2 separate regions of the Homo sapiens genome follow, and region 2 is linked to region 1. Evidence: read pairs that join two places in POLR2A ChIA-PET (ENCODE). Cell type or tissue: CD4-positive, alpha-beta T cell. All regions are shown on one strand. Each heading gives the region's core, and the rest is flanking DNA. Links, peaks and the distances in the headings are about the cores only.

The links. ChIA-PET counts read pairs that join two places held together with the same protein. Peaks named below come from ENCODE experiments on the same cell type or tissue, not always from the same donor. Only the 100,000 strongest peaks of a DNase experiment are listed, where the experiment ranks them.
Region 2: POLR2A ChIA-PET joins it to region 1 with 10 read pairs; 3 of 35 experiments call an interaction of 5 or more read pairs at or near these places.

The regions. Positions count from the first base shown.
Region 1 is chr1:109,094,160-109,105,644 of GRCh38, reverse strand. It overlaps TMEM167B (transmembrane protein 167B), which reads right to left. Exons shown (of 3, transcript NM_020141.4): 3 at 8,711-11,228. The coding sequence ends at 11,146. It also overlaps SCARNA2 and the pseudogene LOC100420092. Among named protein-coding and RNA genes, the nearest start is that of TMEM167B, 9.1 kb to the right of the region's middle. RefSeq lists enhancers at 3,652-4,410, 5,171-5,930, 5,931-6,690. In CD4-positive, alpha-beta T cell, for the core only: CTCF peaks have their summits at 5,395 and 5,595 (motif pointing left); DNase peaks (open chromatin) are centred at 4,974 and 5,514; H3K4me3 peaks cover 1,721 bases; H3K27ac peaks cover 1,175 bases.
Region 2 is chr1:108,654,428-108,665,912 of GRCh38, reverse strand. HENMT1 (HEN methyltransferase 1) reads left to right here and starts at 4,820. Exons shown (of 8, transcript NM_001102592.2): 1 at 4,820-4,950; 2 at 5,951-6,049; 3 at 8,334-8,462; 4 at 10,215-10,327; 5 at 11,063-11,197. The coding sequence starts at 6,029. It overlaps LOC105378890 (a long non-coding RNA gene), which reads right to left and starts at 1,646. Exons shown (of 2, transcript XR_947679.3): 1 at 944-1,646; 2 at 1-163. RefSeq lists enhancers at 3,923-4,511, 4,512-5,101 and a silencer at 4,687-4,856. In CD4-positive, alpha-beta T cell, for the core only: no CTCF peak of the experiment used is centred there; a DNase peak (open chromatin) is centred at 4,702; H3K4me3 peaks cover 1,844 bases; H3K27ac peaks cover 2,149 bases.

The DNA.
Region 1 (11,485 bases), core at 3,389-7,388:
CCAAAGTGCTGGGATTACAGGTGTGAGCCACCACGCCCGGCCTCCACTTGACTACTCTTAAAACACGGGAAGGAAATTACCCATCTCGTAGAAACTAGTCCTTTGGGGTATATTTGCAACTTGGAAAATCATATCTTGCTGATGAAGATTTAGGACACAACAGCAGTCTTTGGTAGGATACAGATATTCATATTTTGTAAACTGAAGTCACTCCAACCATACAGAGCCATCCATTCAACACTGCCAGCAAACCTTTATGTGCCAGGAACTGAGCTAAGTGTTGAGGAAACAAAAATGGACATGAGCTACCTTGTATTTTCAGAAGCTCCAAATAACATCAGTATTTATGCTAAGGTCACACTTAAGAGATTTAGCCGTCCTGGGTTTAGGCATTTGCTGGGCTTTACTTTTCCTTGGTTCCATCTCCCTGGTCCTGACTCGCCACTGTTAATCTCTAACTCTGCTATTTGTCCTTGCCTGGGAGTCAACTCCCTTTCCTTTGTGTCAATTCGTGCTGTGATATATAGCCCTGATTCTTATAAACATGGTTCAAAAACCTGGTGCTTGGGTTTGCAGTACCTAAAAACTGATGTATTCAGTGATTTCCAAAATTACAAGTCACTCACAGGGACCTGCTGTGTCATAAAAAAGATTGGACAAGAATGGCAAACCTTTTAGAATATTGCACAATAGGTGTGATGGCTCATGCTTGTAATGCCAACACTTTTAGCTGAGGCATGAGGAACACTGGAGCCCGGGAGATTGAGCCTGCAGTGAGCCATGATGGAGCCACTGCGCTCCAGCCTGGGCAACAGAGTGAGACCCTGTCTCAAAACAATTAAATAAGTAGTTTTCTAAGCTAAAAAAGAGAGAAAGGTTTGGGAAAGGCAGATTTAAGATCAAAGAGATCCGCGAGAGTATGGTACCCAGGTCTAGGTGGTGGGGGATATACTGCTCAACTCCACTGAGAGGGCCATCACCATCGGTTTGTCAAAGAGATCTGCCTGATCATGCCGGAAACGCTCTCCCAGTCTTCCCAGGGGAGAGTCATGACCATTCCATACCAGCCCATGCCGGCCAAGTCCCCAGTCATCTGCGCGGGCGGCCAAGATCGTTGCAGCAAGGCTGTGGGCTACCCCCGAGGCACCCGTGACCTGGAGGGACCACCTCTAGATGCCTACTCGATTCAAGGACAACACATCATTTCTCCGCTTGATCTGGCCAAGCTGAACCAGGTGGCAAGACAACAATCTCACTTTGCCATGATGCACGGCGGGACCGGATTCACCCGAATTGACTCCAGTTCTCCAGAGGTGAAAGGCTAAGCAAGTTTGGATACATCTACTCAAACTATGGAGGGGCGCGGTGGCTAACTTCTGTAATCCCAGCACTTCAGGAGGCCGAGACAGGCAGATCACTTGAGGTCAGGAATTCGAGAACAGCCTGGCCAACATGGCGAAACCCCATCTCTACCAAAAATACAAAAATTAGCCGGGTGTAGTGGAGGGCGCCTGTAATCCCAGCTACTTGGGAGGCTGAGGCAGAATCGCTTGAATCTGGGAGGCGGAGGTTGCAGTGAGCTGAGATTGTGCCACTGCACTCCAACCTAGGTGACAAAGCAGGACTCCGTCTAAAAAAAAAAAACAACCAAGGCTGGACGCGGTGGCTCACGCCTGTAATCCCAGCACTTTGGGAGGCCGAGGCGGATCACGAGGTCAGGAGATCCAGACCATCCCGGCTAACATGGTGAAACCCCGTCTCTACTAAAAATACAAAAAAAAAAAAAAAAAAAAACTAGCCGGGCATAGTGGCGGGCGCCTGTAATCTACTCGGGAGGCTGAGGCAGGAGACTGGCGTGAACCCGGGAGGCAGAGCTTGCAGTGAGCCCAGATCACGCCACTGCACTCCAGCCTGGGCTACTGAGCGAGACTCCGTCTCAAAAAAAAAAAAAAAAAAAAACAACCAAACAAAAATCTACTCAAACCACCCACAAATTCACCATTCCAGATAACTTAATTGGCTGTGTAATCGGCCCCCAAGGCGCCAACATTAATGAGATCCGCCGGATGTCCGGGGCCCAGATCAAAACTGCCAACCCAGTGGAAGGGTCTTGATAGGCAGGGTACCATCAGGGGCTCTGCTGCTAGTGTCAGTCTGGGCCAGTATTTAATCAATGCCAGGCTTTCCTCTGAGAAGGGTACGGAGCGCAGCTAGAATAGTGTAGGTTCCCTCAATAACCCCTTTGTGCTGTTTTCCCATGATCCAACTGTGTAGTTTCTGGTGAGTGATTCCAGCTTTTAAATAATTTGTAAGTGTTCAGTTTCTACACAACATCATCTGCTAAGAATTTTAAAATCACATTCTCTGTTCAGCTGTTAATGCTGGGAACCATTTTTAATTTTATAAGCTTTTCCCTGTTTTTAGTTTTGTTTTGGGCTTTTTGGGTCATGAATTTTATTTGTCGATAAAATATTTAAGAGTGAAATGTTAATAAGTTTCACTTTAGTTCTGTAATATCAAGAATTTAAGAATTGGCTGGGCGCGGTGGCTCATGCCTGTAATCCCAGCACTTTGGGAGGCTGAGACCAGGAGATCACAAGGTCAGGAGTTTGCGACCAGCCAGTTCGATACCAGCCTGGCCAACATGGTGAAACCTTGTCTCTACTAAAAATACAAAAATTAGCTGGGTGTGGTGGCACACGCCTGTAATCCTAGCTACTCGGGAGGCTGAGGCAGGAGAATCGCTTGAACCCGGGAGGTGGAGGTTGCAGTGAGCCGAGACGGAGCCACTGCACTCCAGCCTGGGCGACAGAGTGAGACTGCATCCAAGGGAAAAAAAAAAAAAATTAAGAATTAAAACAAGCCAGGCACAGTGGTTCATGCCTGCAATCCCAACACTTTCGGAGGCTGAGGTAGGTGGATCACCTGATGTCAGGAGTTCCATACCAGTCTAGCCAACATGGTGAAACCCCATCTCTACTAAAAATACCAAAAAATTAGCCGGGTGTGGTGGTGGGCGCCTGTAACTCCAGCTACTTGGGAAGCTGAGGCAGGAGACTCCCTTTAACCCCAGAGGGGGAGGTTGCAGTGAGCTGAGATGGGGCCACTGCACTCCAGACTGGTCAACAGGAGCGAAACTCTGTCTAAAAAAAAAAAAAAGTAAAATAAAAAAAGGAAAAATAATAGAATATCGTGCAATAAATTCCCATTTCTAATTAAGTTTGACAACATAATTGCTGAGCAATTCAGATATGAAAGGGCTTCTTTCAGGCACTCAGGTGGAGGGTCCTTAAGCCAAACTGTTAAGAGTCCCCTTCCAGCCAGGCGCGGTGGCTCACGCCACCCAGCACTTTGGAATTACAATCCCAGCACTTTAGAAGGCTGAAGTGGGTGGATCATCTGAGGTCAGGGGTTCAAGACCAGCCTGGGCAACATGGTGAAACCCCGTTTCTACTAAAAATACAAAATTAGCTGGGCGTGGTGGTGCGTGCCTGTAGTCCCAGCTATTTGGGAGGCTGAGACAGAAGAATTGCTTGAACCCGGGAGGTGGAGGTTGCAGTGAGCCAAGATCGCGCCACTGCACTCCAGCCTGGGCAACAGAGTGAGGCTCCGTCTCTAAATAAATAAATAAATAGAGTCCCCTTCCACCCAGACTTTCCGACCTATTCACATATCTGCTGCCAAGTGGCTATATGAAGTTTCAGATCTCATTATTTAGAGTGGCTTAAGGTGGCAGAGGCATGACTACCTGGATAATCACATTATGGAGGTTGAGATACTAAACATCAAAAAAAGGCATTTGCTTTTAAAAACATGGATTCCTAGACCTCCCTGATAATTCTAATTCAGTATATTCCAGGAGTGTCCCTGGAACATTTCATGTTCTCTTAATGGACATATACATGTATAAGGACATACTAGACAGTGTGTGTATAACCCTTAGCGGCAGATGCTGTACCATGCCGTTAGCCCTGGGGATACAAGTGTTGGTAGCATACAAAAAATGTCAAGCCGGCCGGGCGCCGTAGCTCACGCCTGTAATCCCAGCACTTTGGGAGGCCGAGGTGGGTGGATCACCAGGTCAGGAGATCGAGACCATCCTGGCTAACATGGTGAAACCCCGTCTCTACTAAAAAATACAAAAATTTAGCCGGGCGTGGTGGTGGGCGCCTGTAGTCCCAGCCACTCGGGAGGCTGAGGCAGAATGGCGTGAACCCGGGAGGCGGAGCTTGCAGTGAGCCGAGATCGTGCCACTGCACTCCAGCCTGGGCGACAGAGCAAGACTCCGTCTCAAAAAAAAAAAAAAAAAAAAAGTCAAGCCAAGCCTAAAGAAAAACAAGGAGAGGACTGGCGTTATGGCGTGCACTGATAGTCCCAGCTACTGGGCAGGCTGAGGTAGGAGAATCTCTTGAGCCTGGGAGGTCGAGACTGCAGTGAACTATGATTGCGCCACTGCACTCCAGCCTGAGAAACAGAGTGAGACCGTTTCAAAAAAAAAAAAGAAAGAAAGAAAAACTAAAAAAGGGGCCGGGCGCGGTGGCTCATGCCTGTAATCCCAGCACTTTGGGAAGCCGAGGCGGGCGGATCACTTGAGGCTGGAGTTCGAGACCAGCCTGGCAAAACATGGTGAAACCCCGTCTCTACCAAAAGATACAAAAATTAGCCGAGCGTGGTGACGCGCGCCTGTAGTTCCACCTATTCGGGAGACAGAGATGTGAGGATCGCTTGAGCCAAGGAGGTCGAAGTTGCAGTGAGCCGATATTGCGGTTCTGCACTCCAGTCTGGGCGACAGAGCAAGACCCTGTCTCAAAAAAAAAAAAAAAGGAACAAAAGAAAAAAGAAAAACAAGGAGAAATGGGAAAGTGGGAGGAAAGTATATCAGCGGCCAAAAAGGCCTCCGCGACCTTCCAGCTCCAGGGGGAGGGGCAGCGGCTCATTTACCCTTGGCCACCGCGCTCAGCATCCCCGCCCGCCGCCGCCGTTCACGTGCTCGCCCCTACGCCACCGGCAGCCCGCAGCCCGGTGGCCGTGCCCAGATCAGAATCGCCTCGATAATCAGTGGCCGGGGACAAGCCCGGCCTCGTCTATCTGATCAATTCATCACTTCTGAGCGCCGGGCCCCGCAGGGCCAGCTCCGGGACCTCGGGGACCACAGCGTGGCCGCCGCCTAAGGGGCCTCGCTGCACAGCGCCCCGAGGGGGCTTCGCAGGAGGAGAGCTTTTCATTTCGGGTCGGCCCGGCGGGGCTGGGGTCACGATCCGATCAAATAAGATCAAAGTGTAAGCGGGAGGAGGGGCGCAGGGGTGGGCGCACGCACTCGCCTAACACGCTCCAAGCGCGCACACTCACACACTCACGCGTCCACTCACACTCACCCTGCACGCGCCTCACACGCGACGCCACAGCTCCGCACACAACACCCAGGACCCAGGCCGCTCTCCCTCCCTAAAACAGCGGAAGTCCGCTCCCCCCGCGACTTTTAAGCTCTCCGCCCCCTCCCGCGCCTTGGAGGATTCTGGGAGAAACCACCGAGCACAGGCGGACGAGTCCTGAGGAAGGGGGTGTTCCTCAGAGTGCGCGCGTTGCTGCCCTCGCGTGGCTCGGAGGGGAACATAGGTCCCAGGAAAAGGCAGTACTAATTTCCACCTTACAGAATCGTGGTTTTTTTTTTTTGGAGACCCGTTCTTGCTGTGTCGCCCAGGCTGGAGTGCAGTAGCGCGAACACGGCTCATTGCTCCTAGATCAAGTGATCCTCCCACCTCAGCCTCCTGAGTAGCTGGGACCACAGGCGATGGCCACGGCACTTAGCCTTTTGACCTTTGTATAACTACATAGTTATATACATATCTTTAGTTTTTCTGTGATCGTGACTTTAATTTGTCTTCAATTTCTTTCTTTCTTTTTGAAATGGAGACTCGCTCTGTCGCCCAGGCTGCAGTGCAATGGCACGGTCTCGGCTCACTGCAACCTCTGCCTCCCGGGTTCAAGTAATTCTCCTGCCTCAGCCTCCGGAGTAGCTGGGATTACAGGGGTCCGCCACTATGCCTGGCTAATTTATGTATTTTTAGTAGAGATAGGGTTTCATCATGTTGGCCACGCTGATCTCGAACTGCTGACCTCGTGATCCGCCCGCCTTGGCCTCCCACAGTGCTGGGATCACAGGCGTGAGCCACTGCGCCCGGCCCAATTTCTTTCTTTTTTTTATAGACGGAGTCCAGCTCTGTCACCCAGGCTGGAGTGCAGTGGTGCGATCTCGGTTCACTGCAACCTCCACCTCCTGTGTTCGAGCGATTCTTCTGCCTCAGCCTCCCAAGTAGCTGGGATTACAGACGCCCGCCACCACGCCCGGCTAATTTTTGTATTTTTAGTAGACTTGGGGTTTCACCGTGTTGGCCAGGCTGGTCCTGAACTCTTGACCTCAGGTGATCCGCCCGCCTCAGACTCCCAAAGTGCTGGGATTACAGGTGTGAGCCACCGCGCCCGGCCTTAAATTTTTTTGAGACGGAGTTTCGTTCTTGTTGCCTGGGCTGGAGTGCCATGGCGTGATCTCGGTTCACCGAAACCTCCGCCTCCCGGGTTCAAGCAATTCTCCTGCCTCAGCCTCCCAAGTAGCTGGGATTACAGGCATGTGCCACCACGCCCTGCTAATTTTGTATTTTTAGTAGAGTTAGAGTTTCTCCATGTTGGTCAGGCTGGTCTCGAACCCCCGACCTCAGGTGATCTGCCTGCCTCGGCCTCCCAAAGTGCTGGGATTACAGGCATGAGCCACCGCGCCCAGCCCTTTTTAAATATGATTCAACTTCAGGATATTCATAGGTGAGTGACTTCTTTTCCAAGAAGACATCAATCTCTGGTCATTACCATGGGGAGCATCAGCTTCCCCAGTAGCCCCTTCTCCCTAGGGAGAAGGCAAACATCATTTTACCAAAGGGAAAGGTAAGGAATAGAGTACGTATGTATGTATGTATGTATGTATGTACTTATTTGAGACAGGGTCTTGCTCTGTCTCCTATGCTGGAGTGCAGTGGTACAATCATGACTCACTGCAGCCTCAACCTTCTGGGCTCAATTGATCCTCCCACCTAAGCCTCCCAAGTTGCTGGGACCACAGGTAACACCTGGCTACTTTTTTTCTTTTTTTTTTTTGAGGAGTCTCGCTCTGTGACCCAGGCTGGAGTGCAGTGGTGCCATCTGGACTCACTGCAACCTCCGCTTCCCAGGTTCAAGCGATTCTCCTGTCTCAGCCTCCTGAGTAGCTGGGATTACAGGTGCGTGCCACCATGCCCAGCTAATTTTTTGTATTTTTAGTAGAGACGAGGTTTCACCGTGTTAGCCAGGATGGTCTTGATCTCCTGACCTTGTGGTCCATCAGCCTCAGCCTCCCAAGTGCTGGGATTACAGGCATGAGCCACCGCATCAGGCCCACACCTGGCTACTTTTTAAAACACATTTTTGTAGACAGAGGTCTCACTACGTTGCCCAGTCTGGTCTTAAACTCCTGGGCTCAAGCGATCCTCTTGCCTTGGTTTCCCAAAGTGCTGGGATTATAGACTTAAGCCACTGCACACAGCCAAGAATACTGTATTTAAATCCAAATATTAGGAAGTCAGGATATCTATGAAATGGGTACAGATAGGAAGGCATATTCCTGTCCCCACTTAGAGAGCCCTAAGTCTGCCCACAACTTAATGCTGTGGCACCCAAATTTTTGAGCCTTCATTTATGGTCATATCTATTAAAACATACGTTGACTTCCAAGTTCCAGAATGAGTAGAGTGTAAAATAGCAGTGGTTATATAAGCAGAATTAGCTCCTCTCACATTAGAAAGCATAATTTTAATGGCTCAATTCCTTCTTTTTCCTTTTTCAATGAAATGGGTGTTGGGGGGTAGAAATCAGAAGAATTTTGGAGAGTAGTACAAAATGATTTAAGTTCTAATTTGTACTTGTGCCAGTCTCACCAGGCACTTGAAATAAACAAATAAGGGGGAAAGTACCCATTGTATGTGCCAGAATCCCGCTGGCTCAAGGATTTTTTTTATTTTTTATTTTTTTTTTGAGACGGAGTCTCGCTCTGTCACCTAGCCTGGAGTGCAGTGACACATTCTTTTTTCGTATTTTTAGTAGAGACAGAGTTTCACCATGTTGGGCAGACTGGTCTCGAACACCTAACGTCAAGTGATCCACCCGCTTCAGCCTCCCAAAGTCTGGCTCAAGGATTTTCTAGGTGTCTGGCTGGTTAACTTGTTAACTTCATTTGAATGAAGATGTTTATGACTGTTTAGAGCAGATGATACTTGTATTTTAATAGCAATAGCAGATGGAATGTATTGGGGGTGCTATCTACCTTATTTCATTCATATACCTCAATACTTATTCATTCACATATATATGAATATCTTATTCGTATATATATGAAAACTTACTACATGCATTTATATTTAGTTATATATATCTCAGCATATCATATATACATATATATATCTAGTTATAGATATCTCTAGATATATCTGTCTCAGCTGCCCTAAAGGAGAAAACTAGGCCATCATAGATTCTTAACTATATAATACATTCAATGCTCTCACAATGGGATAACAGGAATGATGGTATTTACTAATGTGAACTAAAAAGGTAGGCTATGAACTGAACCCAGGGGAGGACTGAACAAACTTCAATAAATTCAGCATGTGACAAATAAATTGACAAAGACTGTAGGGAAAAAAAGGTTTATTTTCAAGGATTTGTGCAGACAATGGTGAATAAAAAATTGTATTTCAACTATAAAAAGGAGCTGACTTCATTCCACCCTGGCCTACAGGGTTTATGGTGATGCCAGTTTGAATCTGAGGCAATACTGCTATCCCCATTCCTCCACCTGTAAAAGATTCCCCCAGAGGAATAACATTCTATAACTTTTAGTCAAAAATATGTAAGACACATCAAACAAAGTAATGAGTTAAACAAGTTTCTGCTTATCTGCTTAGGGAAAGTCAAGAAATGAAACAAATGTATATTTGTTTCTGGCTGTAAATTACCTTTACCTTGTGCACTTTTTGGTACATTCTGGTATGAAAACCTCTCAAAATGTAACAACACAAGAGTTTGGGTCAAGACGACCCACCCAGGAGGCTGTAAAAACTGGTTTGAACTAGAACTGTGGAATGGAACTAGTTTAAAATATGAAGCAGCTCTAAACACCAAGCTTAGAGACATTTGCCCTATTAGAAAACAAAAATCATTAAAGCTACAAAATAACAAGTGCAAACATGCTGAACCTGTTTCCAGGGAGTGACATTCCCTTCTGCCAACAGGTCCCAAACTCACACCCACAAGGTGTAACTCTCTTTCCTGTTCCACTAGATTTCCTTTCTCTCATCTCAAAGGTCCTCAGAAATGACAATGGAAAACGTATGAATTGTTGAAATTTACCCTGTGGACCAATTCCTGAAGAGATAACAGCCACAACTCTGAGATGATTAGACATGCAGTGTTTACTTGATGACTTTCTGTATTTCTAGAAACCCTCAAAGCATTAAACTGCCTATTTCAAAATCTAAACTTCCTAGCAGCTTTTATTATTTGGAGTAAGCAGACAGAAGACAATTTACTGCCACACAGGAATCAACCACAGCTAACTTGTCCACCATTAAGTTTTACGGTAATGGACAATTCAACTGGAAGACCCATGTCTATGCTTGCTTATAATAATTTAATTTTAGACCTACTCTTTTTTTTTAAATAGAGAAGTTCTAGACATCCAACAGCTGATCCTTCCATAGATATAAGCAGGGAATGGAGAAGTCTTCCTGCCAAATGCTGAGCCATCTAAAATGGTCTGCTCAGGAGTTACTAACTCCATGGCAAAGTACTTCAGTATCAATTGCAAAGTTCTGTTTTCTTCTACTTCAGGAAACAACCTCATTTGATTTGTGGACCCTATGAACTGTCCAAACACACTGATGAATATCAGCAACTTCTCTCATTTGAATTTCTCATGTCCTTAAAGTAAATAGAATTTCCAGAGACAACTAAAGAGCAATGCAATATGAAGAAAATTAAAATTTGGCTAAGAAAAATAAGTAATCAACTAAAAATTGCCATAACACTCAGACTTAAACAGAAAATAAGTTTGTTGTCTTTTATAAGATGACAAAACTTCAATCTAACATCACAAGTTCTTATACTAGATGAATTTACTAGTATATGAATCAATATACTAGATTTCTTTCTTCTACCCCAACTGCAAATATACTAAACAATTATTTCTTCAATAGTTTCTTTTTCCCCTAGTCGTGGCATTTAAAACTGAGTAACAGTATTTAGCACTAAGTAAATTTAGAAAATATAAAAAGGTTTTACGAAATAGCAATAGTTGATTCATTTTTCATATACCATCTGATCAAGTGAAGTCTCCATTTGAGGATACTGGTGAACAGAAAGATTTTTTCTTGTCTAAGCCACTGCTTTCTGGTCTCATCACACAGATAATTCTCAAATTTTATGTAGGCCCAGATTTTCTTGGCAAAACTCTCAAGATACCAGCACATAACACAGCTACTTCATCTGTTCTCTTTTTGCAATGAGCACTATGCCTCTCTTTTATGTTCCCGGATGGGTACATGAAAGATAAATTTCTAAAGCCAAAGAATTTCTTGGCATTTCATAACTGTTTCCCACCCAGCATCCCCTCCCCAATTTGCCAGATCCAAATCAAAGAGTGAAAAGAAGTCTTGAAAATTCTCTCTCTTCAAAAGAAGTCTGAACACAGCCTAGTTCCTTCCCTAATGAGCCTCAGTTTGAAAAGATCCTGATGAGGAGCTGAAGAACAAAACAGGATGACAGGTTTTTATGAAGGAGGTATGTAATCTTATCACCGAGGGGTGTAATTTATCCGGACATTATATGCACTCTGCCAAGGACTGATTTACACATAGATCAAAGGAAGCTGGCTTTCTGTAGTCCCCTGAAGCATAAATAATGTTCGTGACCATGAGTTTTCCCCACATATAGCAGGGGCAGATGCTGTGGTGTCATCCTGGGGACCGATGATTTCAGCTGAACTCTCCTACACTGGGTTCAGGTCTCCAACAGGTTCTTCATCCCCGTCCCCTTGGTTGGCAGTTGATGACTTGGGTGCTTTGGAATTCATTTTATAAACAGGACGTAAAAGGCCATTACAACACAAGCAATTGCCACAGCAGCATGCAGCCTGGTTCCAATCACAGCGGCTAGCAGGCAAAAGAGAGAAGAAATCACACCCTGCCCTTCACCGAAGTCCTCACTTTCAAGGTGATATTTTGAAGTCTCTAGTCACAGACAGACATATCAACGCTCTCAAGGGCCTGGGATGTTTTTATTTTATTTTTGGAGGCAGTCTCACTCTGTCGGCCAGGCTGGAGTGCAGTGGCGCGATCTCGGCTCACTGCAACCTCTGCCACCCGGGTTCAAGCAATTCTCCTGCCTCAGCCTCTTGAGTAGCTGAGAT
Region 2 (11,485 bases), core at 2,837-6,836, 440 kb after region 1:
CACATATCCTGTTGGCTCTGTTTCTCTGGAGAATGCTCACTGATGCAGGGATGATCAGATTGGTTGTGCTATTGTGGAAGTAGTAGTTTTCCTCTAGATGCTGATCCTGGCAGGGCAGATCCAGGTTTTGTGGGGCCTGAAGCTTATACAATGTCAGGGCCTGCTATAAGAAAAAGCATAAAGAATTATGGATATGAAATTACAACTTTGCATGTCTGACAACTGGAAGAATTTTCCAGACTCTTTTGGAATCATGCTTTTCAAATCTTATTTCTTCTTTGCTACTTTCATAGGTTCACAGCTGGCCCATAAAACACACTCATAGTGTGATTCAACTTCTGGCCCTGCACCTTCCCATCAGGATATGAGGCAGCTCAATGGCCATTCTTACACCGAGACAGCCAGCAATAATTTCACTACTGTGCAGAAAAAATATCCAACACTTGGAAATAGATTATTTCACAGTATTTAACATTTTCTAAAAAAAATTTATTTTTAATTTTGGAGACAAGGGCCGTTCCCAGGCTAGTCTCAAACTCCTGGCCTCAAGCAATCCTCCTGCCTCAGCTTCCCAAAGAGCTGGGATTACAGGCATGAGCCACTGCACATGGCTGACATTTTAGTAACATGCCAGAGAATTAAGCCTGTCTCTCAGGCATATGGCTCTCTTGGGGACTCTAACTTTCTCTGAGTCACTCCCTACAAACAAGAGAGTCCAAACAGTTAACAACCCTGAGAAGTTAGAGGTTAACTTGTAGAATATTGATAAGGTGAGAACGTTTTTGTTTCTTGCTTGGTAGAGAAGATGCTCCAAATGTGCTCTTATTGCTCCATAGGTGGTTATTCAGTTATGTACATAATTCAGTGTTATCAGTCAGCTTGGGTAGCTGTAACAAAATACCACAGACTGGATGGCTTAAACAACAAAAAATTATTTTCTTACAGTTCTGGAGGCCGGAAGTCTGAGATCACGGAGCTGGACTTTTATACATCCACACCGGTCAGTCATTAGCAAAGCACTACCTAGGAAAATGTAAATTTTCAGGCACTTCCCACTCTCTGTGCACATGGACAGAGCTGCTGTCTTCAGTCAGTTTAAATGGCTCACCGGGCCTGGAGGATTCACTTCCAACATGGCTCACTCACATGGCTGGCAAGACAAGGTGGTGCTGGCTGACAGCCTGGGATAGCGGGTGAGGGGGGATTGAGTTTTCTCCATGTGGGCCTCTCCGTGGGGCCCCTTAGTCTTCTTCGCAGATTGTCATTTGGGTTCCAAGAGTGGATGCGTTAAAAAACAGGAAGTAGAAGCTGCCAGTTTCTTAAGTCCTAGGCCCAAAAACTGGCAGAGGTATTCTATTCATTGGTGAAATCACAAAACCCATATAGATTCAAAAGGAAAAGAAATAGACCCCGTTTCTCTCAATAGGTGAGAAGGAATTCGTACATCTTAATCTGTTACAATCTTCCTTCTAGACACAAACTATTTACATTCCTCTTACATGGAATATACAATCACCCTCTTCTCAAGACCTCCAAATATTCCATCCTGTTAAGCATCAGGCTCAAACTGGCATCCAGAATAACTTAAAAAATTTTGTCAGGCGCGATGGCTCACGCCTGGAATCCCAGCACTTTGGGAGGCTGAGGCGGGCAGATCACTTGCGGTCAGGAGTTCGAGACCAGCCTGGCCAACATAGTGAAACCCTGTCTCTACTAAAAATACAAAAATTAGCTGGGCATGGTGGTGCGTGACTGTAATCCCAGCTGCTCATGAGGCTGAGGCAGGAGAATCGCTTGAACCTGGGAAGTGGAGGTTGCAGTGAGCCGAGATCACGCCACTGCACTCCAGCCTGGGTGACAGAACCAGACTCCGTTTTAAAATATTAAAAAATATTTTAAATTTTGAAATTAATTTTTTGTTAGACAGGGTCTCACTCTGTTGCCCAGGGAGTGCAGTGACATGATCACAGCTCACTGCAGCCTCAAACTCCCAGGCTCAAGCGATCCTCCTGCCTCAGCCTCCTGAGTACCTAGGAGTACAGGTGCCCGCCAGCATGGCCAGATAATGTTTTTTTTCTTTGTAGAGACAGGTCTCGCTATGTTGCCCAGGCTGGTTTTGAACTCCTAGCCTCAAGCCATCCTCCTGCCTCAGCCTCCCAAACTGCTGGGATTACAGTCATGAGCCACCTCACTCAGCCCAGGATAACTCTTGATTACCTATTGTGTGCCAGACACCTACACCTGCTGGACTGTAAAAGCTATGAAAGGATCTTTATCTGTCTTTTAAATTCAAACAAGTACTTGATCCATAATAAATACTCTATACACATTTACCAAATAAGTAATCATTTCTCATTTTTTAACTTAAAAAAACCCCCTAACACTCAGAGAGGATGCAACTTCCAAAGGTTATGCAGTAATAGTAAAATCTGGATTTAAGGCCTATTTGACTTAAAATCCACTCTAAAAGACGTTACATGGTCTATAACTCAGTAGGACTTACCTTGTGTACGAAGGAAAGATGAGTTATAATGACAAAATGAGATGACAAGGCTAAGCTATTAGCTGTGGGAAGGAACAGATGGTAGATGACAGCTTGAAGAAGTCAAAATTTGGTGATTGTCCAAGTGTGGGAAGGACAAAAATGGACAGAGCCAAGGATGATTTTTCAGACTCTAATAAGAGTAGGAGGCCAGGAGAATGATGAAATAGGCAAATTTGGAGAGGGAATGGACATGAGGAGCTCAAGTTCATAAATGGGCTAACCAGCAGGGGAGGCAAAAACCCTAGATCCAGGAATGCTGTATAGATGATAGCTTTTATGTTTTCCTTAAAATTTTTGAAACTGTGGTAAATATACATAAAACCACTTTAACAATTTTTAAGTTCAGTGGCATTCAGTGCAACCATCCTATCTACAAAACTTTTCCATCACCCATTAAACAACTCTCAATTCCCTCCTCCTCTCAGCCCGTAGCAACCACCATTCTACTTTGTCTCTATGAATTTGGCTACTCTAGGTACCTGATATAAATTGAATCATGCAGTATTTGTCCTTCCGTGACTGATTATATATCACTCAGCATATCATCATCAAGATTCATCCATGTGGCAGCAAATGTCAGAATTTCACTCCTTTTAAAGGTTGATTTTCCTGAAACTCTGATTGGAAAAATAAAGGCTGAATATTCCATTGTATGTATATCACATTTTGTTTATTCATCCTTTAATGGACATTTGGGTTGTTTCCACATTTTGGCTACTGTGAATAATGCTGTTACGAACTTTGGTGTACAAATACCTGTTTGAATTCCTGCTTTGAGTATATACCCAGAAGTGAATTTATTATTTAAACATTCTATTTTAAATTACATCCTGTAGTAAGGTGTACACTCCTTTAATGAAGTCTGCTAAAACTAGTTTCCCCAAGTCAACAGGAACCTCTCAAACTGTAATGTGAAATTATCACTGAGTGTTTTTTCTTTTTAGACATGGTCTGGTTCTGTCGCCCAGACTGGAGTGCAGTGGTGCAATCATAGCTCACTGCAGGCTCAGATTCCTGGGGTCAAGTGATCCTCCGGCCTCAGCCTCCCAAACAGTTGGGACCACAGGCAGGCACCACCATGCCCAGCTAATTTCTTTTTTTTTTTGGTAGAGACGGGGTCTCACACTCCGGGGCTCAAGTGATCCCCCAAAGTGCTGGGATTACAGGCGGAAGCCACGGTGCCGGGCCTTATGATTGAATTTTTGAAGCTTATTGTTAGTTATGTACTTCTTTACCTATGACACTAGACTCCCCAAAATGCCAAAAACAAGATTGGTGTAATTTATCATTGTGGTACCCTTAAGCTGTCAGCATAGTGCTTTGCATACAGCAGGCGTTAAATGTTTGAAAATACAGTTCCAATATATCATTTGTGGCATATTAATAGGCTATTAATTCAGTAGCAAAAACACCAGCTTTTGCATCTTTCAAAATATAAGTCAATCTTTTTTCCCTAAAGAAGGCAGCTTCGTCCCTCCCCTCACCCCCCTAATACTCTTCCATCATATACAGGAAAGAAAGTACTTATATATATTAAGTGGAGTCTCCAGAGGGAAGGATGGCAGGATACAATAACTTTTCCAAGAGATCAACAGTTCTATCCACAACACTCGGGGAAAACTATTTCGGGGGTCGGGTGGCGGTGGAGAGGGGGCGTTGGGAGCGGAAAGAACGTTTTTCTGAACGCAGGTGTCACTGGGCCAACTTCACCCAGCCTACATTCCTTTAAGGCCCCCGTGGACTGCTCTGGGATGAAAGCGGAGGCTGACTGGGACTCCAGCCGCCGGCCGCCTCGCGTGGAGCCTTGCTGCTCCTCTTGCCGCCTTCCGCTGGCCAGGACCGTTTTTAGGCCTTTGCCACGCCTCGGGAGCGCCACGAACTCAACAGCCGCCCAAGCCGCCTTCCGGCTCGCGGTCTGCGGACGCGCTCGGAGTTGGGGGCCTTCGCCAACAGCTGCCGTACCGTGCCGCGTCGCAGCCGCACGCTAGCGGGGTCAACGGCGCGGCAGGCGCAGGGGTCCTCGCCAAGGTTCGGAAGAGGACCTTGAAAATGGCTTCTGGGCATGCGCCACAGCGGCCGTTACGAGACGCAAAACCGACGCCTTGGAACTGAGAGCCTAGAGGGACGGAGCTCGGCGCACCATGAGGCTCCCGGGGCCCAAGGCCGACCGTGAGAGCGCACGAGGTTGGCGAGCCCCGCGGGGAGGCCGAGGCGCGGGTGCGGGCGCCGGCGTAGCCGCGGCGGTAGCGTCACGCAGCGAGGCCGTGCGTGCGCGGGCGTCAGGGCGGCGCTGAGTTGAGGACGCTGGCGGCTCCGCGACGAGCTTTGTTTTTTCGGTTGGGCATGCTGCTTACCGCAGGATGATGGAAGCGACGGCCCGTACAAAGACAGAAGCGTTGGTTTCAGTGAGCAGGGTTTCTTTTTCTTTTTCTTTTTTTTTTTTTGAGACGGAGTCTCGCTCTGTCGCCCAGGCTGGAGTGCAGTGGCGGGATCTCGGCTCACTGCAAGCTCCGCCTCCCGGGTTCATGCCATTCTCCTGCCTCAGCCTCCCAAGTAGCTGGGACTACAGGCGCCCGCCACTACGCCCGGCTAATTTTTTGTATTTTTAGTAGAGACGGGGTTTCACCGTTTTAGCCGGGATGGTCTCGATCTCCTGACCTCGTGATCCGCCCGCCTCGGCCTCCCAAAGTGCTGGGATTACAGGCGTGAGCCACCGCGCCCGGCCAGGGTTTCTTAATACAAGTTGGTGACTAACATGTTGCCTAGATTCCAGATTAAAGTCTAGTTGTTGGAGACACATGTGCAATAGAGAACTAAAATTTAAATTCAAGTTCGTGAGTGAATTGAATAGATGTTGGAGCATCTCTAGTTTATCAAGGACACTTTTTTTCCCCCTCGAAATTTCATTTTGACGATGTGTGGAAAAATTTTTGAAAAAATTTGAAGTTGAGGGTCTTAGCAATGAAATGGGCAGAACTCCTAAGATTGCTCCGTTTGTATCTAGTTGAACTATTCATGATAGTAAAGGGAAAGGATGGCTGTTTTCGCTCTTAGTAGGGTTTGACGTAGTGAAAAGTTACGCTTTCTGAGCCTGTTTGCGAATGTCTGAAAAAATACTGGATACATTCTGTGGATTAAATGGTAGTCCACATTTAATCCACAGATTGGCTATTGTGAATAATGCTATGAACTTCGGTGTATAAATATCTGTTCGAGTCCTGCTTTCGTGTTTTTTTTTTTTTTTTTGAGTACTCAGAGGTGAATTCATTATTTACTTTTAAGCGTTCTATTTAAATTATATACTGTAGTAAGGAGTAAGAAAGAGGCTTTCGTTCTTCCCTTCTGAACTAGGCAGCTATTTCTTTCAGGTATCGCTTTACAAAAACGGTTTTGTATTTATTACAGCTGAGTCAGTGCTGATTCTCTCAAATAGAGCTTGAAGGATAAATCTTCATTTTTGTTTCAACAAAACTTCGAAACAAAATGGAAGAAAATAATCTACAGGTAATGCCACCCTTCTTAGCTGCGTCTTTGACTCTTAAGAATTATCACCTGGATGTATTGTGAGATAATTGCAAACAAAATTGATCACATTTAGGTCCTAGCATTTCCCGGGGTGTTGGTTGAGGTAAACAAGGGTATACATAGATGAAAGAGTCACATTTGGTGTATGTAAGTAAAATAAATGTTTTTACTTTTATCACTAGGTGTTAAAGTAGCAAAATCTATTTTAAAAACACTCTAAGTAGTGTTCCCCAATGTGGTTGTGTATATGGATCACCTGGGGATTTTGTTAAGTTGCAGATTCTGTTTAAGGAGGTCTAGGGTGAGGCCCAAGCTTTTGTGTTTCTAAAGTTTCTAGGTGAAGATGCCACTGGTTTGGAAACCACATTGGGAGTACCTAGGGTGTAGCTCCCTGCTGTCCAGTAGCTACACATGGCAAGTGGGCACTTGAAATGTGGCTAGTGGAATTGAGGAACCGAACTTTAATTTTTTTTTTTTTTAAGACAGGGTCTTGCTCTGTTGCCCAGGCTGGAATGCACTTGCCCAGTCACGGTTAACTGCAACGCTGACCACCTGGGCTCATAACTTCATTTTTAATTTTAAGTTTAAAATTGGATATTTGATTACATTATTGGAAAAAAGTATGTTTGGAATAACTTGGGTATGTGCATGTATATTTTAAATGTAAAGTTTTTAAATCCAATACAGACAAGTATTTCTGATGAAGGTTTTGGAACTGAGACGCAGAAGTACAAAATATGTAGCACACTGGATTTTGAAGACTTAATGTGAAAAACAAGAATCTAAAATCTCTTATATTGATTTTATGTAAAAATTATATTTTCGATATATTGGTTTAAATATTCTAATTCCGATTATAATTCCAATTCTTGGGCTACAAGAAAGTTGCCTACTTGTATTTTATCTATTGGACAGTGCTACATCAGATATCAAATACCCTTTGGACTACTTTTATAATACTGCTGTATAGGAATAGTAACAGCTATTACAGATTAATCTTATAAATTCTGTTTTTTCTTGGGGTCATGTTAAAGAAAAAATTAGTCTGACTTTATTGAGGACTGTTGCAATAAGAACATTGCAAAGATGAAGAATTTGACCAGATAGGGTGATCAGATATCAGGGGTAGAAGATTCTGTCTAAACTGACTTAGAAGTATTCTTATTAAAACTGGGCTAGGCAGCCCAAAGATAGGATTGGGGCCAGGGTTTGAGGTCTATTCAAGAAGATGGCTCAGAGGAACCTGACTGAAGTTTGGTCAGTGAGAGAGTCTTTTGCTGGTGTGTTGGAATGTTCCTACAGATGCCCAACTACTCAGGAGGCCGAGGCCAGAGGATTGCTTGAGCCCAGGAATTTTAAACCAGCCTGGGCGACATAGTGAGATCCTCTCTCTCTCTTAAAAAGAGTGTTGGCTGGGTGTGGTGGCTTACACCTGTAATCCCAGCACTTTGGGAGGCCAAGGCGGGTGGATCACGAGGTCAGGAGTTCAAGAAGAGCCTGGCCAACATGGTGAAACCCGTCACTACTAAATACAAAAATTAGCCAGGCATGGTGGCGCATGCCTGTAATGTAATCCCAGCTACTCGGGAGGCTGAGGCAGGAGAATTGCTTGAATTGAGGGAGGCGGAGGTTGCAGTGAGCTGAGATCGCGCCACTGCACTCCAGCCTGGGTGACAGAGCAAGACTCCGTCTTGGGGGGAAAAAAAAAATATATATATATATATGTGTGTGTGTGTGTGTGTATATATGTGTGTGTGTGTGTGTGTGTGTGTACATATATATGTGTGTGTGTGTGTATATATATGTGTGTGTGTGTAAGTGTGTGTACATATATGTGTGTGTGTGTGTGTATATATATGTGTGTGTGTATATATATATAGTCAGTCATTATAAATATTTTCCAGCCTCCTGCCTACTTGGACCACAGGCTTTGGCGACTCACTCCACAAAAGGTCCCTTATGGTTAGGAGTCATCTAATTGTTTTCATTGAATACATTCATTGGTAATGTTCCCTTCAGCTGAAACTAAGCTATAGGGAGCATACAGCTAGATTCTCTCTTGTTAAAAGGCATGAGAGGATGCTTACATGAACTGTGGAGGAAATGCAGTGCTACCTAATGATTTTAGGACAAAGGGTATGTGAAGGCCAGTGTGTTTTTCAAAGTGATTGGGGGAAATAAAGTTTTTTTTTTTTTGCCCCTTATTTAATTTCTGAAGTCATGCATGATTTAGAACCTGTCTTTTTTTGTTTGTGAACTTCAGTGCAGTAGTGTGGTTGACGGTAATTTTGAAGAAGTTCCCAGGGAGACGGCAATTCAGTTTAAACCTCCACTATACAGACAGCGGTACCAGTTCGTTAAAAATTTAGTGGATCAACATGAGCCTAAGAAGGTAGGTATTTCTCTTTCCAAACATTTAATTATTAAGACTAGTAGACTAGTCATATGAGGTGTTTTGTCAAATGGATTAGTATGGAGAGACTTTTCACAGGGGTTATTGCAATAGGGAGAATGCCGTAACCACAAGATCTGCAGGTGTCTCAAGAGTTAAGCAAAAGGGGTTTTTCTTTTACTGGAGAAGTGAACAAAGCTAGAAACTAGGGAGGTGGGATGAGAGGGTGGTTTGAAAGGACAGTGGAATGGGGAGCCTTAAGGAGGGGGCTGTTTCCTCAGGCTGTAGTGCAGGGCCCTGGGGGAAGAAGTAAAGTTTGAATAAAGTATGGTTAAAAAAGGAATTTTCTTCCCATTGATCAGTGGGGACAAGTATTCATGATAATCATTTGAGGCAAAGAATGGAAACACAAGGAATCTTATCTAAGTTTTATGGAGGAGGGTGGTTTTTTGCAGTGAGCCCTTTCCTGGAACACAAAGCACAGGTGGATTCCTTTAGCAGATGCCAGAAACACAGGGCTCAGACAGAATTCAGCATTGTCAGGTTCAAATGTGAAGAAAATCTTAAGATTTTATAGTTGGATGTGATCTTGTAGGTACCGTACTTCTAGAGCATTTAGTTAGAATATCAGGCAAACTGGTATTGTAGCCACAGGTATTGTGGTTCTTTTAAAATTAGATGATAATGGGCCGGGTGCAATGGTTTACACCTGTAATTCCGGCACTTTGGGAGGCTGAGGCAGGTGGCTAGCTTGAGACCAGCCTGGCACCATAGTGAGACCCTGTGTCTACAAAAAATAAAATTAGCTGTGCATGGTGGTGCGTGCCTATAGTCCCAGTTACTCAGGAGGCTGAGGTGGGAGGATCCCTTGAGCCCAGGAGGTTGAGGCTGCAGTGAGCTGTTATCACCTGCATTCCAGCCTGGGCAACAGAGAAAGAGCCCGTCTCAAAAAGAAAATTAGATCATAATGAACCTACTCGGTTAACTTCAGAGTAAAGTCATAATTGCATATAATCTACATCCATCCATCCATACCTGGTTACTATACTAATGGATTGGATGTGAATTAGATGCGGGTAAGGTGAATTTCTAGATGAAAGCTTTCTTTTTCTGCTTGATGTTGAAGACTCAGTGAAGATTCCTGTGTGTGAAGGTTTCCCTTAACTCCACCACTACTGTTTCTACACTTGGACACAAAGGCGTAGGTATTAGTTTATATCTTTGTAGCCATCTAGGCATGTGTATTCAGGTAAAGCATCTAAAATTGGCTTTTTGGCAGCTCAGAGTTCAGTATGGAATTTCAGATGGTTTGAGGTAATTGTTTAATCAAATAAATGTGTGAGGGGTGAAAGCTAAGTTTTAGAAAGCTTTGTTTGCTGAAATATGCTGAGAATATTTGACTCCAAATTCTGATTCTGAATGGGAAAACTGTGTGTACGTAATTGTTTCTCATTAGTTCAATATAGACAATAACAGTTGTTCTGGAATAGGAATGGACCTTTCTATTTTAGTGTGATCAAATAGAAATTTGCCTATGGGCTTATAAAGTTTCAGGTTAGTGTGTGTGTGTGTGTGTGTGTGTGTGTGTGTGTGTGTGTGTGTAGCATCTTCTGCCAAAAAGATCCTTCCATATAATACTTTCATTATTTTATTACTGATATATACTCCACTCTCTCCTCCTCAAAAAAAAGTTTTTGATCATACTTCTCTTGCTATAAATGTCTTTGAAATAACATTCTGTCTCATCTACAGGTTGCAGACCTGGGATGTGGTGATACTTCACTCTTAAGGCTGCTAAAAGTCAATCCATGCATTGAATTGCTTGTTGGAGTAGATATTAATGAGGATAAATTACGATGGAGAGGGTAATACTTAGTTTCTGAAAGAATTATGCGTTAATCTAAAACTAATGGCATTATTGAGTTTAGAGAAAGTGTTGATTTTATATTTGTTTTAAAAGATTGGGGCCATTAGGGATCTTCAACTCACTGAATAATCAGGCTTTGCCATAACACTAAAAATACCTGCATTTTATTGCTACCAACTTAAAGAATAGCCTCAATTAAATGATTATAATAATCAAAGCATTGTAAATTAAAATTCAGATAGCAAAATCTCATCACTTTAATGCTGGACACTATGATAATTTATAGCAGAGGATTTAAAATGCCCCAGAACACTGAGGCCAAGGCTCCAGGCCACCGCCTGCATTTTGAACCATAGCATTTCTCCTATCTCTTGTATATATAGTATATATACATTAGATTTCCACAGATTGCTTCAAGAATATTCTTTTTCTAAAGAACAAAAATCTCAAAATCACTGAATCAAAGTAAGCTGGAAAACCAAAAGTATTACAAATGAAAACAATATAACAATATTAAATATTCAGTCTTTTTTTCATTGGCCAGTAACTTCCCACTGTGAGAGGAAGTTTCCCCATGACCTGGTCTTTAATATGTCAAGACAAGGAAAACAGGCTGTGTCAGACTTATATCAATAGAGGTAGAAGATAATTATCAGAGGATCTGAGTTCTGTAGCTGGTGAGAATTTTTAAATAGATAATGTTCAGAAAGTTTCTTCAATAATTATTTTGCAGGGATTCGTTAGCTCCTTTCCTGGGGGATTTTCTGAAACCTCGGGATCTGAATTTGACCATCACATTGTATCATGGCTCCGTTGTGGAGAGAGACTCTCGTTTGCTTGGATTTGACTTGATAACGTGTATTGAATTGTAAGTTTTAAACTGATACACTGTATAACTGTTCATTTGAAAAGCCTGAATAAGTCTCAGTGATCTTAGTGTCCTAAATATAATAGGTCTTGATTATTGTAAGGAAAACTGCTCATTGGTTGGGAATATCTTTTTACTCTGCTTTTCCAACATTTTACTTAGAAATTTCAAGTATACAGATAAATTGCCACAAATACATAGTACCAAGAATACCTATACCCCCCTTTATCCAGATGTTAACATCTCACTTTTTAAATCATTTGTACATTGCACCCTCCCTCTCCTGTT